Linked DNA regions of Homo sapiens: region 2 is linked to region 1. Evidence: read pairs that join two places in POLR2A ChIA-PET (ENCODE). Cell type or tissue: CD4-positive, alpha-beta T cell. All regions are shown on one strand. Region 1 holds the start of SIGLEC8 (sialic acid binding Ig like lectin 8). Region 2 overlaps HAS1 (hyaluronan synthase 1).

Evidence for each region. ChIA-PET counts read pairs that join two places held together with the same protein. Peaks named below come from ENCODE experiments on the same cell type or tissue, not always from the same donor. Only the 100,000 strongest peaks of a DNase experiment are listed, where the experiment ranks them.
Region 2: POLR2A ChIA-PET joins it to region 1 with 17 read pairs; 3 of 35 experiments call an interaction of 5 or more read pairs at or near these places.

What each region holds. Positions count from the first base shown.
Region 1 is chr19:51,456,384-51,464,383 of GRCh38, reverse strand. It overlaps SIGLEC8 (sialic acid binding Ig like lectin 8), which reads left to right and starts at 5,930. Exons shown (of 7, transcript NM_014442.3): 1 at 5,930-6,450; 2 at 6,645-6,923; 3 at 7,153-7,200. The coding sequence starts at 5,997. It also overlaps the pseudogene SIGLEC25P. RefSeq lists an enhancer at 419-1,167. In CD4-positive, alpha-beta T cell, no CTCF peak of the experiment used is centred here; a DNase peak (open chromatin) is centred at 3,093; H3K27me3 peaks cover 1,647 bases.
Region 2 is chr19:51,711,708-51,719,707 of GRCh38, reverse strand. HAS1 (hyaluronan synthase 1) reads left to right here. Exons shown (of 5, transcript NM_001297436.2): 2 at 1-502; 3 at 2,515-2,740; 4 at 3,320-3,452; 5 at 5,606-6,596. The coding sequence ends at 6,281. It also overlaps a transcript of SPACA6 not described here. Among named protein-coding and RNA genes, the nearest start is that of HAS1, 8.3 kb to the left of the region's middle. In CD4-positive, alpha-beta T cell, no CTCF peak of the experiment used is centred here; no DNase peak of the experiment used is centred here; H3K27me3 peaks cover 1,512 bases.

The sequences.
Region 1 (8,000 bases):
GCCGCCGCACTAGGATACAGGCGCACTGCGGGCAGAATTTTGGCCGTTTTTTTCTCGCCGCTGTTTCCCCCACGGCCTTTGGCTGCGCCCTGCTCGCTGCTCTGGGATGAACTTGCCTTTCAGGCAGCCCTGCCCATCTCTCACCTCCCAGCTCACCTGTCCCACCTGCCCGCGGATCCTCACCCTCTCCGCTGGGCTCCCACAGCCCCGTCCTCCCCGCTGGCTCAGCCCGGACCCCGCCAGGCTGTGCCCGCCTCTGTCTCCCCTGCCCGTGGCCGGTGCCCCTCCAGGCTCCGCCTCGCCCAGCCCAGACGCCCAGGCGGCTCCGCCCCATAGATGGGAGGCAACTGCCCAGGGTGCAGGGGCAGCGAGGGGCTGCGGCTGAGAGCCCTGCCCGGTCCTGGGGAGGGAGGGAGAGTGTGGGTGGAGGGGGCAGCCCTGCAGATGTCAGAGACAGGGCGGCAGCAGCACAGGTTTCCTCTGGTGAGGAGCCCTTCCCTTCCCTTTTCTCCTTCCATCCTCTGAGCATCCCATGTTACAGGCTGTCCCAGACCCCTGTGGGACTCTGCATCCACCGCGGTCCACACCGGGCTGTGCTCACAGGAACACATCGAATCCTCTCGACCACTCCATGGACTCTCTTGCCAGGGCCGCCTTGAGAAAGGAACACAGACCGAGTGGCTTCACCAACGCCTTTGTTTTCCCACCCTTCTGGAGGCTGGAAGTCTGAGACCAAGCTGTGGTCAGCGTTGCTTCCTTCTGAGGCCTCTCGGTGGCTTGCGGGTGGCATCTTCTCCCTGTGTCCCACGTGGTCTTTCTCCCGAGTATGTCGCTGTCCTAATCACACCTTTTTTTTTTTTTTTTTTTTTTTTTTGAGACAGAGCCTCACTCTGTCGCCCAGGCTGGAGTGCAGTGGCACCATTTTGGCTCACGGCAGCCACCGTCTCCCGGGTTCAAGCAATTCTTCCGCCTCAGCATCTGGAGTAGCTGGGATTACAGGCACATGCCACCACGTCTGGATAATTTTTGTATTTTTAGTAGAGACGGGGTTTCACCATGCTGGTCAAGCTGGTCTCCAACTCCTGACCTCAAGTCATCTGCCCGTGTCGGTCTCCGGAAGTGCTGGGATTACAGGCCTGAGCCACCACACTCCACCCCTAATCACCCCTTCTAATAAAGACACAGCTCATGTAGGATGAGAGCTAACAACTTCATTTTAACTTAGTCACCTTTTTATAAGTCCTCGTCTCCAAATATGGTCACTTTCTGAGGTGCTGGGGGTTAGGACTTCAGCATAGGAATTTGTAGGGGACACAGTTCATCCCTGACACCCCGTAAGTGTTGACATCCGACGATGCACAGTGCAGGTAAGCCCCCTCCCAAGACAGCACCGTGGGTTTTACAGAGCCCAGCTCAAGCCAGCAGCCATCCAGCTACAGAGCCTGTACCCCTGAACTCTCTCTGTGAGGCCTCAGCTGAGGAAGCCCCAGAGCAGTGTGGACCACCAGGAGCTCCTTACTGAGGGCAGGACTCCGAGTGACCCCTGAGAATGGTTAGGGCCAGACACGTGGATGCTTCGGGCCTGCCCAGGGACACAGAGCATGTTGGCCATGCCTGAGTCTGCAGAGAACGTCGCCTCCTCGAGCTGGGTTCTCCCTCAGGCTGAGGGGTGGGTGCTGTGATCCCTCCAGGGGACAGATGAGGAGACTGAGACTTGGAGGGAGAGGGCCCAGGACCCTCACACTCCAGAGCCAGGGCCTCCCCTAGCATCTTGGGCTCAGCCTTGCTCCCCATGCTGGGCTCACAGGGCCTCGGCTGTGCAGTCACCACCAGGCATGCTGGGCAGGGGGCACTGAGAAGGTTAGGAAGGCTGGGGACCACCTGTGGGGCCGCATGCTCACAGCACCTCAGAGTCCTGGTCCCGTCCACTCTGCCCGAGTATACCTGAGACCGCACCTTCTAGCTGCACAGGGCCCTCGGGGTTCCACAAGCCCTGCCTGTGTTTCAAGCATCACAGCCCTTACTAACAGGAGCTGGGGTGGCCCAGGGCTCCTCTGCCCCCTCGTTCATTAGGGAACTTCCCAAGGAAGGAGACAGAGTCTGTCACACTCTCCCCTTTGCCTCCATCCCCCTGAAAGGAGGAGATGCTCCTGATGTGGTGATTGTGCTCATTCATTAAACATCACCTCTCCCGCCTCGGGGGACCCCTCCCCATCTCTCATGCCTCGTGGTTCCTCCGCCAGCCCCTCCTGAGTCCCAGCTCTGGCAGGACTGACCCTCCCGAGCACCTAGAAGCTGTAATGGACAGGCAGTGCCTGCTTCCCTGGTGTGGACAGTGCTGTGGGAGGGAAAGGCTGTGGGCAGAGAGCCTGCAGCTGTGGGTCGGGGCCTCCCTGCTGTGTGTGGCCCACACTGAAGACCCATCCGGAGAGTAGAAATGGCCACTCCCCAGGAGCCCTGACAGCTCTGGCAGTGTCGGGGCCAAGGTCCTCTTTTGTGGTCAGTTATTTTTCTGATCTTACCCCCAGGCTTCCTGTGGGGCCCTTCTAGGGCCCTGCGACACCAAGGCTCACCCTAAAGAAGCTCACGCTGCAATAGCTGCTGCCCCTGCTGTGGGCAGGAGAATGGGCCTCAGGGAGAGGAACCATGGGGCTGGGCTGGGCTGACCCTCATTTCCCCACAGGGGATCTGGCTCAGGATATGAGATCCCGGCAGGAAGCCCCAGAGTTGGTGCAGGTGCAGGAGGGTTTCTGTGACTACGCACTGCTCCATCTTCCACCCCTGTGGGTACCTGTCTGACTCCAGCCCTGTCCAAGGCTACTGTCCCAGAAAGGGGACATTTCCATCAGGATCCTCAAGTGGCTGGAAGCAATCTAGTTGGAAAAGAGCAGGAGGAGACCCAGAGCCAATTCCACCTGCTTCAGACCCCAGGCCAGCACCTGCTTTCTGGACGTCAGAGACACACAGAGGCGAGATGCAGGGACAGACCTCTTTAGGGAGAAAAGGGAGATCTATGTGAATGTAATTACAGAAATGCTCTATGTGCATGTGAAGGGTAAGGAATGAGGTTATGAAAGGACACACGAATGGGGGTTCCCAGGGCAGTGAAGCTGACACATCAAATTAACTGTCACACTGCCCAAGGAGGCAGTGCTCAGCTCATACACAGAAACACACAGGTACACACAGACACTCCCTCTCCCTCACACACAGGGTCTCTCTCTCTCTGTCTCTCTCTCTCTCTCAATCACACACACACACACACACACACACACACACACACACACACCCAAGCATTGGGCATTCTGGGTACTGAGATGCGCTGTGTCCTTCCCTTTGCCCTGGGAAGCTGGGTCTCCCCTGAAAAGGTGAATGGCGCTAGTTGTCAGGTCAAAGAGACCCTGGGACATCGTCTTAGGATGAGAGAACTATTTGGGATGCCATTTTATGGATCCCTTGCCTGTCACTGTATGTGTCTCTCTGGGCCACCTGTGTCCATGTGGGTCACCAATCCCCATGTCAGGATTCAATGATTCTCTGCTCCCTAAGGCATAGCCCGTGGTGTCCCACACGCCCTCCTTGCCGTCCAGCAGGTGAACAAGTGAGCGGCTATCGTGTCTCCCTATGAGATGGGCCAGTGGTCAGCGTCAATATGTGAGAGCTGCAACAGCTCCTGCCCCTACACGGACCCCTCAGGGCTGCTGCTCCAACTTCCCCCTTCCCTTGTGGTGAACTTTGTCCAGGAAGCAAACAGGGAAGGGGATTCTGGGAATTGTAGTTCCAGCCTGGCTAAGTTGCTGGAGAGCAAGGCCTGCACAGGAGTCTTCACTGAAGGCTTCAATTACCACTTGGGGACCATGGAAAAGACCTGTGCCATGGCTCGGCCCTTCTGACTATTGAGATACTGCAGCTGTCTCTACTGGGCAAGGATAGGAGGCCCAGGAGGGGGAAATGGCTGCAGAATGAGATACCAGCTACAAATGCAAGCATTGGTGATGGGGGTGGGAGTCGGCTATGCACACCCAAGCCCTGCACCTTCCCTTCTCAATTATCACAGCCGAATGATCTACTCCAGGTTATAAGTAATGAGGGGAAGATAGGAGACGGGCAGATCCATGAAGCTGAGTGGAAGAAAGTAGAGTTTGATTTTCTGTGTATACAAAGTCTTCAGAAAAACGTGCAAAAGCTTAGTAAATGCAGCCTGCTCAGATAATAAAACTATATAGAAAAGCATTGAGGCAATTTGCACCAAAGTGAGGCTAGGGGATCGTTTGGGAGGGAGTGGGGTGTGGCCAATAAGAAGGAGAAACAAATGAGCAGCGCTGGGGACTTTGTCAATGTGCCATTTCTAGGAGGGGGCTCGTTGTATGTAAATCACTGAGGTCTTCTTTGGGGGTTGTTTTTATCTATATTTCTTATATTTACCCCCCAAAAAATGTTTCAAGAAAATTGACCTGAGTCTAAGGAGGCTCCGCCTCCCAGGATCCCCCTTAACTTCTTCCCAGCCCCCAGCCACACAGTTTAAAATAATCTGTTGAGGCCAGGCACGGTGGCTCACACCTGTAATCCCAGCACTTTGGGAGGCTGAGGTGGGTGGATCATGAGGTCAGGAGATCCAGACCATCCTGGTCGACATGGTGAAACCCCGGCTCTACTAAAAATACAAAAATTAGCTGGATGTGGTGGCGTATGCCTGTAATCCTAGCTACTTGGGAGGCTGAGGCAGGAGAATCGCTTGAACCAGGGAGTCAGAGGTTGCAGTGAGCCGGGATCGCGCCACTGCACTCCAGCCTGGCGACAGAGAGAGACTCCGTCTCAAATAATAATAATAATAATAATAATAATAATCATCATCATCATCATCATCATCATCATCATCTGTTGAATTCAGGTGCACATTTCTTCTCTCAAGAAATCCTGCCCATCGCTGAAGGTGCACACCCCAGGGCTGGTGTCCTCGTTCCATGACACCTGTTCACCTGGACCCCTGGAAGCAGAGCCTGCAGGAGCAAAGCCCCAGGGCTGACAGACCCCGCCTGCTGTGCAGTAACCAGGGGAAGTGTGGCTGAGTAAGATACGGGTGGTGAAGAAACCCATTCTGATACCCAGATAGCTGCAACAAAGGGAGAAGTGTGTGCCCTTTTCAAATTGACCCTTTCCCTTCTGACATTTCTCCCTTCCAAACCCCACAGTACAACAGTTACAGCCTCAGTTTCCCAGGCCTCCTGCGAGCCAGGCTTCCCCCCGCCCCCCGTCCTTCGTGTGTATCAACATGCAGAATCCTCACCTCCACAGCCCCGTGTCCCTCTGCTCAGGCCTCCTGAGACTGAACCCCTGACCTAGGGGAGAACGACCCCACCTTGCCTGTGCCCCCCACTGAAGCTCCCGTCCTGGGGAGCTCAGACGTCAGGAGCCTCCGTGTCTCCCCTCTGCACAGTGACTCCTTGAGGACAGTGTCTGGCTCTGCTCTGTTGACCTCGTTGTGTAAAGAGGAGGTGCCCACTTCGTTGCTGCTGAGAGAGGGAGGAGAGGCTGCCTGCTCACCTCACCTGCACCCCAGTCTCTCATGGCCCTGAGTTCCACCTTTGGCTGGTATGACCTCCACAAACAGTGACAGCCCCGGGGGTGATTCAGGGGTCTGGCCAGATGGGACCCAATTTCACCTTGCAGAAAATGTTACCCAAATGGAAGGGCAAGTCCGGGAAGCAAGAAAGAGGTTGGGCCCTGCATAGGGTGGGAATCTGGATGAGTTTCTCACCCTCTCTGGCCTCAGGGTTCCCAGGAGTGGAAATGGGGTGGTGGACAGTGGATCTCCCAGGACTGACCCGGCCCTGACAGTGTCTGTGTGTGAAGTTCCTCCTCTGAGGAGGTCACTTTTCTGACTTCACCCCCAACCTCCTGCGGGACCTCCCCTAAGTCTTGAGACCTCAGTTTCTGAGAGAAGAACCCTGAGGAACAGACGTTCCCTGGCGGCCCTGGCGCCTTCAAACCCAGACATGCTGCTGCTGCTGCTGCTGCTGCCCCTGCTCTGGGGGACAAAGGGGATGGAGGGAGACAGACAATATGGGGATGGTTACTTGCTGCAAGTGCAGGAGCTGGTGACGGTGCAGGAGGGCCTGTGTGTCCATGTGCCCTGCTCCTTCTCCTACCCCCAGGATGGCTGGACTGACTCTGACCCAGTTCATGGCTACTGGTTCCGGGCAGGAGACAGACCATACCAAGACGCTCCAGTGGCCACAAACAACCCAGACAGAGAAGTGCAGGCAGAGACCCAGGGCCGATTCCAACTCCTTGGGGACATTTGGAGCAACGACTGCTCCCTGAGCATCAGAGACGCCAGGAAGAGGGATAAGGGGTCATATTTCTTTCGGCTAGAGAGAGGAAGCATGAAATGGAGTTACAAATCACAGTTGAATTACAAAACTAAGCAGCTGTCTGTGTTTGTGACAGGTAAGGCACGGGCTCCAGCACAGGCCACAGGGGAAGGTCATGAGGGGCTGAAAGGCAGGGCTGGGATGGGGCCTGGGAGGGGGTTGGGATTGAAATAAGTCGGTCTCCGGGGAGGAGCTGGACCAGAGCTTGAGCTTCCTCCAGGGCTGCACCTGAAATACCTCCTCCTGATCCTGTGTCCCCATCTTCACCAGCCCTGACCCATAGGCCTGACATCCTCATCCTAGGGACCCTAGAGTCTGGCCACTCCAGGAACCTGACCTGCTCTGTGCCCTGGGCCTGTAAGCAGGGGACACCCCCCATGATCTCCTGGATTGGGGCCTCCGTGTCCTCCCCGGGCCCCACTACTGCCCGCTCCTCAGTGCTCACCCTTACCCCAAAGCCCCAGGACCACGGCACCAGCCTCACCTGTCAGGTGACCTTGCCTGGGACAGGTGTGACCACGACCAGTACCGTCCGCCTCGATGTGTCCTGTGAGTGCTGGACCAAGATGCCCAGGTCCCTCATGGGTTGGGAGGTGTTCCTGAGGGCAGGGGATGGGGTTCAAGCCTGGACACTGGGTTCTGGGTCCCAGAATCTGGGCTGGGAGTGGGGTCAGGAGAATGCCGACTCCATTTTCCCTGTATTTGCAGCTCCTGGGAAGACAGGGCCAATGTCCCCAGTCCTTATAGTAATGTGGGTCTTCATGTCTTTCTGTCCCAGACCCTCCTTGGAACTTGACCATGACTGTCTTCCAAGGAGATGCCACAGGTAGGACAGAGCCCCCTCCCTGGGGTTGGGGGAGCAGGGCCTTCAGCTCAGGATGGGGCTGGGTCTCTCCTCATCCTGGAATCACTTTGGGAAACAGAGCTGCCACTGTGCGTGAGCCCAGGGCACAAGAGCCCACATCTCCAGCCCGCGTGACCATCTGAGCCCCTGTCCCCATCCTGTCCCTGCTCCCCTTAGACTCCTCCACACACCCCTTCCTTGGCCCCACAGCAAGGACAGGGTGACATTCACACAGCTGGATCAGACTCCCAATTTTTTTGGTTTTTGTTCGTTTTTATTTTGGGACCAGACTTTCAAGTTTCTTGTCAGGCATCTCCTGAATACTTCCTCTGTCTGATCTTTCTGTTTTCCCAGTAGTTTCGATCTAAGTACTTCTGCCCAGATGATACAGTCACATGGGCAGAAATTCAAAATGCACAGCAAAGTCTGTCCTCCAGTGCCCATCCCCCTCCACGGAACTGACCAGCGTCCGTCCAGGCTGCCCTGAGTCTTGGTTTGTGCACCTGGAGGATCTCAGAGGTGGTTTGACATCGTAGTGAGACTGTCCACCCCGTCCTCTAGGACCGTGTGTGATTTCACTGCACAGATGGACTCTGACTTTGTGGCATCCCTTAAGGAAAATCATGGCACAAATATCCTTCCGCAGAAACTGTGCAGTGGATAGTCTTGTATCTACTTCCACAGGAATATCTAAGTGTATGGGATAAATTCCTAAAAGCAAAATATACCAGTGTCGTATGTTGTTTCTAATTTTGAAAGATGCAGTGAAGTTGTTCTCAATT
Region 2 (8,000 bases), 260 kb before region 1:
GGTGGCGCAGAGCCTCTTCGCGTACCTGGAGCACCGGCGGGTGGCGGCGGCGGCGCGGGGGCCGCTGGATGCAGCCACCGCGCGCAGTGTGGCGCTGACCATCTCCGCCTACCAGGAGGACCCCGCGTACCTGCGCCAGTGCCTGGCGTCCGCCCGCGCCCTGCTGTACCCGCGCGCGCGGCTGCGCGTCCTCATGGTGGTGGATGGCAACCGCGCCGAGGACCTCTACATGGTCGACATGTTCCGCGAGGTCTTCGCTGACGAGGACCCCGCCACGTACGTGTGGGACGGCAACTACCACCAGCCCTGGGAACCCGCGGCGGCGGGCGCGGTGGGCGCCGGAGCCTATCGGGAGGTGGAGGCGGAGGATCCTGGGCGGCTGGCAGTGGAGGCGCTGGTGAGGACTCGCAGGTGCGTGTGCGTGGCGCAGCGCTGGGGCGGCAAGCGCGAGGTCATGTACACAGCCTTCAAGGCGCTCGGAGATTCGGTGGACTACGTGCAGGTGAGTAGAGGCGCCTTCAGCCCACTCGTGACCCGAACACCCAAATCCCACTTTCCTGGGGTCTTTCCTTCAATGTACAGATTTGAATGACTCTCTCCCTTTCTTTATTCTTTCATCCATGCAGTGGAGAGATTCTTTCCTTCACTCATTCTTTCATCCATCCATCTATCCCTTTATCCAATATGGAGATCATTCGTTCATTTATTCATTCATTTACCCATTCAATGTAGAGGCATTCTTTCCTTTTTTCATTCACCTACGCATTCCAGGAAGAGACAATTTCACTCATTCTTGACTCATCCATTCATCTATCCATCCATTCAATATAGAGATTCATTTGTTCATTCATCCACTGATTCAGTTATCCATCCATTCAATGTAAAATTAAACCCTTCCAGCCGGCCACTTTGAGAGGCTGAGGTGGGCGGATCACCTGAGGTCAGGAGTTCTAGACTAGCCTGGCCAACATGGTGAAACCCTGTCTCTACTAAAAATACAAAAATTAGCCGAGCATGGTGGCGAATGCCTATAATCCCAGCTACTCGGGAGGCTGAGGGAGGAGAATCTTTTGAACCCGGGAGGCGGAGGGTGCGGTGAGCCGAGATTGCACCATTGCACTCCAGCCTGGGCAACAAGAGCAAAACTCCGTCTCAAATAAATAAATAAATAAAAGTTCTTCCTTACTTCATTCAGTGTAGAAATTCTTTTTCTTTACTCACTCATGGATATACCATCTATCCATCCAATATGGAGATCATTTACTCATTTATTCATTCATTTATCTATTAAATGTGGAGATTTGTTCCCTTTCTTCTTTCCTTCTTCCCTCCTTCCTTTCCCCTCCTTCAGTGTTGAGATTCTTTCATTCAACCACTCAGCCATCTATCTATGTATTCAATATACAGATTAATTTCATTTATTTATCTCATTCATCCATCCCATTTGGTGTAGCAATCTTTTTTTTTTTTTGAGATGGAATCTCACTCCGTTGCCCAGGCTGGAGTGCAATGGTTGAATCTCGGCTCACTGCAACCTCTGTCTCCTGGGTTCAAGTGATTCTCCCACCTCAGCCTCCCCAGTAGCTGGTATTACAGGCACCTGTCATCATGCCTGGCTAATTTTTGTATTTTTGCAGGGACAGGGTTTCACCATGTTGGCTAGGCTGGTCTCAAACTCCTGACCTCAGGTGATCTGCCCACTTCAGCCTCCCAAAGTGCTGGGATTACAGGTGTGAGCCACCACACCTGGCCTGGTGTAGCAATTCTAATGCATTATATTAGTTTTCCATTGCTGCATAACAAGTTACCATATGTTTGGCAGCTTGAACGAAACACATTTATTATCTCATAGTTTCTATGAGCCCAGAGTCAGCACAGCTCAACTGGATCCTTTTTTCAGGATATCACCAGGTTGCAATCAAGGTGTCAGCTGGAGCTGGGTCTTTTTTAAGGCTTGGGGTTATCTTTCAAGCGTATGTATTTGTTGGTTGGCAGAATTCACTTTCTTGCAGCCATAGAACTCATGGTAGCAGTAGCTTGCCTCTTCAAGGCCAGCAAGGAGACTCTCTGACTTCTAGGTCTGCTTTTAAAGGTTCTCCTGACTAGGTCAGGCCCACCCAGGATAATCTCCTTTTGATTAACTTATAGTCAAGAGATTTGGGGACTTAATTACATTGCAAAACCTATTCACCATTTCCATATTAGGTAATATAATCATGGCAGTTATATCCCATAACTTCTGCCATATTCTATTGCTTAGTAGCAAGTTAGGGGTCTCACTCACACACCAGAGGAGATGGTATATGTCTTATTGTTCATGTTCATACAAGGATGTGCATCTTGGAGTACATGTTAAACTGTGACTACACATTGAAAATGACTTTAAAAAATCTCAAAATTATGTTCAGATCGGTTGCAGAGTGCCCCAGCTGCATTGCACCCCTTGATGCCTTCCTCTCAAGCATCAGCCTGATGCAGGGGTCTGTGCTGATCCTGGCCCCTTCCACCTTACAGGTCTGTGACTCGGACACAAGGTTGGACCCCATGGCACTGCTGGAGCTCGTGCGGGTACTGGACGAGGACCCCCGGGTAGGGGCTGTTGGTGGGGACGTGCGGATCCTTAACCCTCTGGACTCCTGGGTCAGCTTCCTAAGCAGCCTGCGATACTGGGTAGCCTTCAATGTGGAGCGGGCTTGTCAGAGCTACTTCCACTGTGTATCCTGCATCAGCGGTCCTCTAGGTAAGCAGGGGCAGAGATTGGGAGGGCTGTGGATGGGGTGGAAAGGGAGAAGGGAAGCCGGATGGGGCTGAGGATGTGACTGGGGTTGGGAACAAAGATGCAGCAGGGCAGGAATTGGGGATGGGATAAAACTGGAAGCTGGCGGTGAGGATGCTGCTTGGGCTCAAGCTGAGTTTGGTGTGGGGAGTGAGGTTGGAAAAAGGATATGGATGACGATTGGGGCTGGGGCTGGGGAAGAAGATGGGATAGGCTTGGAGTCAAAGACAGAGTTGGAGCCAGGTTTGAGGTTGCAGTGGGTTTTGGATGGGGCTGAGAATGGATATGGGATTGGTGATGAGACTGGGGTGGGCAGGTTTGCAGTCACAGTGGGTATAGTTCAATGACAGGCAAGTTGGAGTGCGTATGAGGTTGAGGACAGGATTCGGGCTGGAGATGGGATTGGAGATAGTGCTGAGATTGAGATTATGATGACTGAGGATGGGGTTGGAACTGGAGATGGGGTTGGGGCTGGAAACAGCATTGGAGTTGGTGTTGGTGACAGCAGAGGCTGACACTCTTTCACACCTCCCCTCCACCCAGGCCTATATAGGAATAACCTCTTGCAGCAGTTTCTTGAGGCCTGGTACAACCAGAAGTTCCTGGGTACCCACTGTACTTTTGGGGATGACCGGCACCTCACCAACCGCATGCTCAGCATGGGTTATGCTACCAAGTAAGCTGAGGGGACCAGGTGGTCGGGTATGTGTGGAGGCCAATGAATATCCTAGCGTGTGTGCATGCTGAGAGTTCTCCAAATCCAAAGTAACTCACCAGACAATGGGCTCTATCAAGTGAGACTTTAGAGGAGAGAGGAGGATACCATAATGGGCAGAGGGGCCATTTGCATTGAGCCAATGGACTCTACCAAGTGAGATATTAGGGAAGAGGGGAAGATACTATAAGGGACAAGGCTGGCATTTGCATTGAACCATGGAATGCGGTGAACTCTACCAAGAGAGGCAAGGTGAGGGTAGAGAATTCCACCTAGAATTGAGATAGGGTGAGTTGGTTCTGTCATGGAGACCAAGGTAGCACAGTGGGGAGTGAAGTAGGAAGGGCAAGAGACAAATGGATAGAGTGGGATCTAACTAGTGAGAGAGCCACGGAGAAAGAAACAAGTGAGAGAAGAGGAGCACCTGAACTCTAGTAAGTTCTTCAAGAGAAGACAAGTAATTCCATGAGACTCAGGGGAGGATGATCTAGACCAAGTGAAGTTCAGGGGAGAGTGATTTCTGCAAAGCCAGGTCCACTGAAATACCCAGAGGAAACTTGGGATAATCCAGGGGAATCCATGCATTAATTCACTCAACAAATATTCACTAGGTGCCTAGAATGTTTAAGCTGCGGGGATACAGCAATAGGCAGACAGGACACCAATTGATTACATCAGTTGGGGAGACACACAAGAAATAAATAAGTAGAACATACAGTATGTTCATGATATGTGTTATGGAGATAAATAATGCCGGGCAAGGGTGGTGGATAGGAAGTTTTGGGGTTGGGGGTGAAGTGTTAAGTGGAGTGCCTGAGGTAGGATGGGGCTCAAGGCTGAGAATAGTGTGGCTGGAGCACTGAACTGGGGGAGTATTAGGAGAGCAGGATGGAGAGTTAAGGAGTGGTCCACTCATGAAAGGCTTATAGGTCTAAGGACTCTGACTAAGATGAGGGAGCCATGGGAGGGTTTTAAGCAGAGAAGTGACACGTTGTAATGGGATCCCTCTGGCAGCCGTTTTGGGTACAGACTACAAAAGGCAAGGTCGGAAGCAGGGAGGCCACTGAGGATGCCAAGTGACACAGGGGAAGGAGTCTGGACACTGTCAAGTAATGCCCAGGATTCTCCTCTTGTGTGGGCTTGGCTGGAAACCATGCAGGGATTGATTAATGATGTCTGCCACAAAACAGGAAGGAGGCCTGATGGTTCCCTTGAGAAGTTCTAATACATAGACTACCCTGGGTAGCAACCACACCCATCTTGCTCCTCCCTATAGGGCCTGCCAGTAATAGTAAGCATGGTAGTATTAGTAATATGTTAGTGATAGTATTAGTAATAGTGTCAGTAACCAACATGATATTAGTAACAGCAATAGTAATGGTAACAGCAATAGTCATAGTAAAAACGGTAGTAGCTAACATTTATTGAGCAAATACTATCTACTGGTCCTAAGCACTTGGCGTTTAATTTCATTCAATCCTTACAGTATCCTTGTCTTATGAGAGCCTTTTTTTTTTTCTTAGATAGAGTCTTGCTGTGTTGCTCAGGCTCAGGCTGGAGTGCAGGGGCACGATCATGGCTCACTGCAGCCTCAAACTCCTGAGCTCAAGTGATTCCCCCATCTCAGCCTCCCAAATAGCTGGGACTACAGGCCACCACGCCCGGCTAATTTTTTTTTTTTTTTTTTTTTTTTAGAGATGGGGTCTCACTATGTTGCCTAGGCTGATCTCAAACTCTTAGCCTCAAGTGATCCCCCTACCTCAGCCTCCTAAAGTGCTGGGATTACAGGCATGAGCCATTGCATCCCACCCATTGGTGCTTATTTATTTATTTATTTATTTATTTAGTAGAGATGGGGTCTTGCTATGTTGCCCAGGCTGGTCTTGAACTCCTTATCCCTCAGCCTCCCAAAGTGCTGGGATTACAGGAGTGAGCCACCGCGTCCAGGCCTAGGAACCATTATCCACCCTATTCTACACATGAGAACACTGAGGCCTAGAGAGGTTAAGAAACTCGCCCCCAGTGGCCGTCCACAGTGGTCATTTCTGCCTCCAGAATCCTGCCCAGGCCCCAGGGAGCACGCGATGATGCCCTCATTCCTCGCCCCCGTGCAGGTACACCTCCAGGTCCCGCTGCTACTCAGAGACGCCCTCGTCCTTCCTGCGGTGGCTGAGCCAGCAGACACGCTGGTCCAAGTCGTACTTCCGTGAGTGGCTGTACAACGCGCTCTGGTGGCACCGGCACCATGCGTGGATGACCTACGAGGCGGTGGTCTCCGGCCTGTTCCCCTTCTTCGTGGCGGCCACTGTGCTGCGTCTGTTCTACGCGGGCCGCCCTTGGGCGCTGCTGTGGGTGCTGCTGTGCGTGCAGGGCGTGGCACTGGCCAAGGCGGCCTTCGCGGCCTGGCTGCGGGGCTGCCTGCGCATGGTGCTTCTGTCGCTCTACGCGCCCCTCTACATGTGTGGCCTCCTGCCTGCCAAGTTCCTGGCGCTAGTCACCATGAACCAGAGTGGCTGGGGCACCTCGGGCCGGCGGAAGCTGGCCGCTAACTACGTCCCTCTGCTGCCCCTGGCGCTCTGGGCGCTGCTGCTGCTTGGGGGCCTGGTCCGCAGCGTAGCACACGAGGCCAGGGCCGACTGGAGCGGCCCTTCCCGCGCAGCCGAGGCCTACCACTTGGCCGCGGGGGCCGGCGCCTACGTGGGCTACTGGGTGGCCATGTTGACGCTGTACTGGGTGGGCGTGCGGAGGCTTTGCCGGCGGCGGACCGGGGGCTACCGCGTCCAGGTGTGAGTCCAGCCACGCGGATGCCGCCTCAAGGGTCTTCAGGGGAGGCCAGAGGAGAGCTGCTGGGCCCCGAGCCACGAACTTGCTGGGTGGTTCTCTGGGCCTCAGTTTCCCTCCTCTGCAAAACGAGGGGGTCAGCCCAAGATTCTTCAGTCTGGACTATATTGGGACTGGGACTTCTGGGTCTCCAGGGAGGGTATTTATTGGTCAGGGTGTGGGATCTGAGGAGTGGAGGGAAAGGGTCCTGCTTTCTCCTCGTTCTTATTTAATCTCCATTTCTACTGTGTGATCAGGATGTAATAAAGAATTTTATTTATTTTCCCCCAGCCTCCACCTTTTTGAGAACTAAGGGGAATGGATGATTGAGAATTGGGGACGCTGGGCTCAGTGCTGGGTGCTAGCCGTTTGAACCTGGACAAGACACTCTCCTTCCTTGGAACCTGGGGTTCCCTCTTTTGAAAACAGGGATTATTAATCCCCTGGGGCAGGGTTGGTGTGAGGGTTAAATTACTCAACTCATTCACGGGTACTTACCAAGCACCTGCCACCTGCCGCACACTGGCAGGTACTGCAGATGGTGCTTTTGTCTCTGGTCCGTCTACTTAGAAGGGTAACACATCCCTTTTCTCCTCAAACCTCCAGCACCTCCTCCCCTCCCTCTTAGCTGGCTTCCTATCTCACTGAGAAAATAGGGGTTAAAAAAGAAAACTTCTGCTGGAGTCCCCATCTCCACGTCTTCCCACTCACTTGCCCCTGTGTCCATACACTCCACCTTCTTCCTGTTGCTGAGGGTGACCTGTCTGTGCTCCAAGCCAGTGCCAACCTCTTCCATCAGGGCACCAGACCCTATGTCCTCTTTGTCTGCTCAAAGACTTCACTCCAGCAGTTCTTCCCACCTGATCCTCCGTCAGTTCTCCTTTCGCTTCGGAGCCTTTCCCATCAGCATCTGAACATATTGTTACTCTCCCACTTTTAAGACCCCCACTCTTGACCTCAGTTTCCCTGTAAACAACTGTTCCATTTCTATTTCGGTTAATAGCAAATTTCCTTGGGAGAGTTGTCCATATTTGTCTCCAATTTATCTCGCACAGAGTTCACTCACTCAAAGTGTACAATTTGGCTGAGCGCGGTGGCTCACACCTGTAATCCCAGCACTTTGGGAGGCCGAGGCAGGGAGACCACTTGAGGTCACGAGTTCGAGACCAGCGTGGCCAACATGGTGAAACCCCATCTCTACTAAAAATACAAAAAAAATTAGCCAGGCATGGTGGCATGTGCCTGTAATCCCAGCTACTCAGGAGGCTGAGGCAGGACAATCGCTTGAACCTGGGAGGCAGAGGTTTCAGTGAGCTGAGATCGTGCCACTGCACTCCAGCCTGGGTGACAGAATGAGACTCCATCTAAAAAAAAGAAGTGTACAAGTCAATGGTTTTTAGTTAAGTTTACAGGTTTGCACAGCCACCACCATAATCTAATTTTAGAACATTTTCATCACCCCACAAAAGGAACCCCATATCCATTGGCAGCTCACTTCTCCTTTCTCACCCCTTTATCCCCCTAAGACCTGGGCAGCTGCTCATCTGCTTTCTCTTTATAGATTTACCTATTCTGGCTATTTCATATCAATGCAATCCTGCAGTATGTGCTTTTTTTTGTGACTTCCTTCATTTAGCATATCAAGGTTCATCCATGTTGTTGCATGTATCACTGATTCATTCCTTTTTA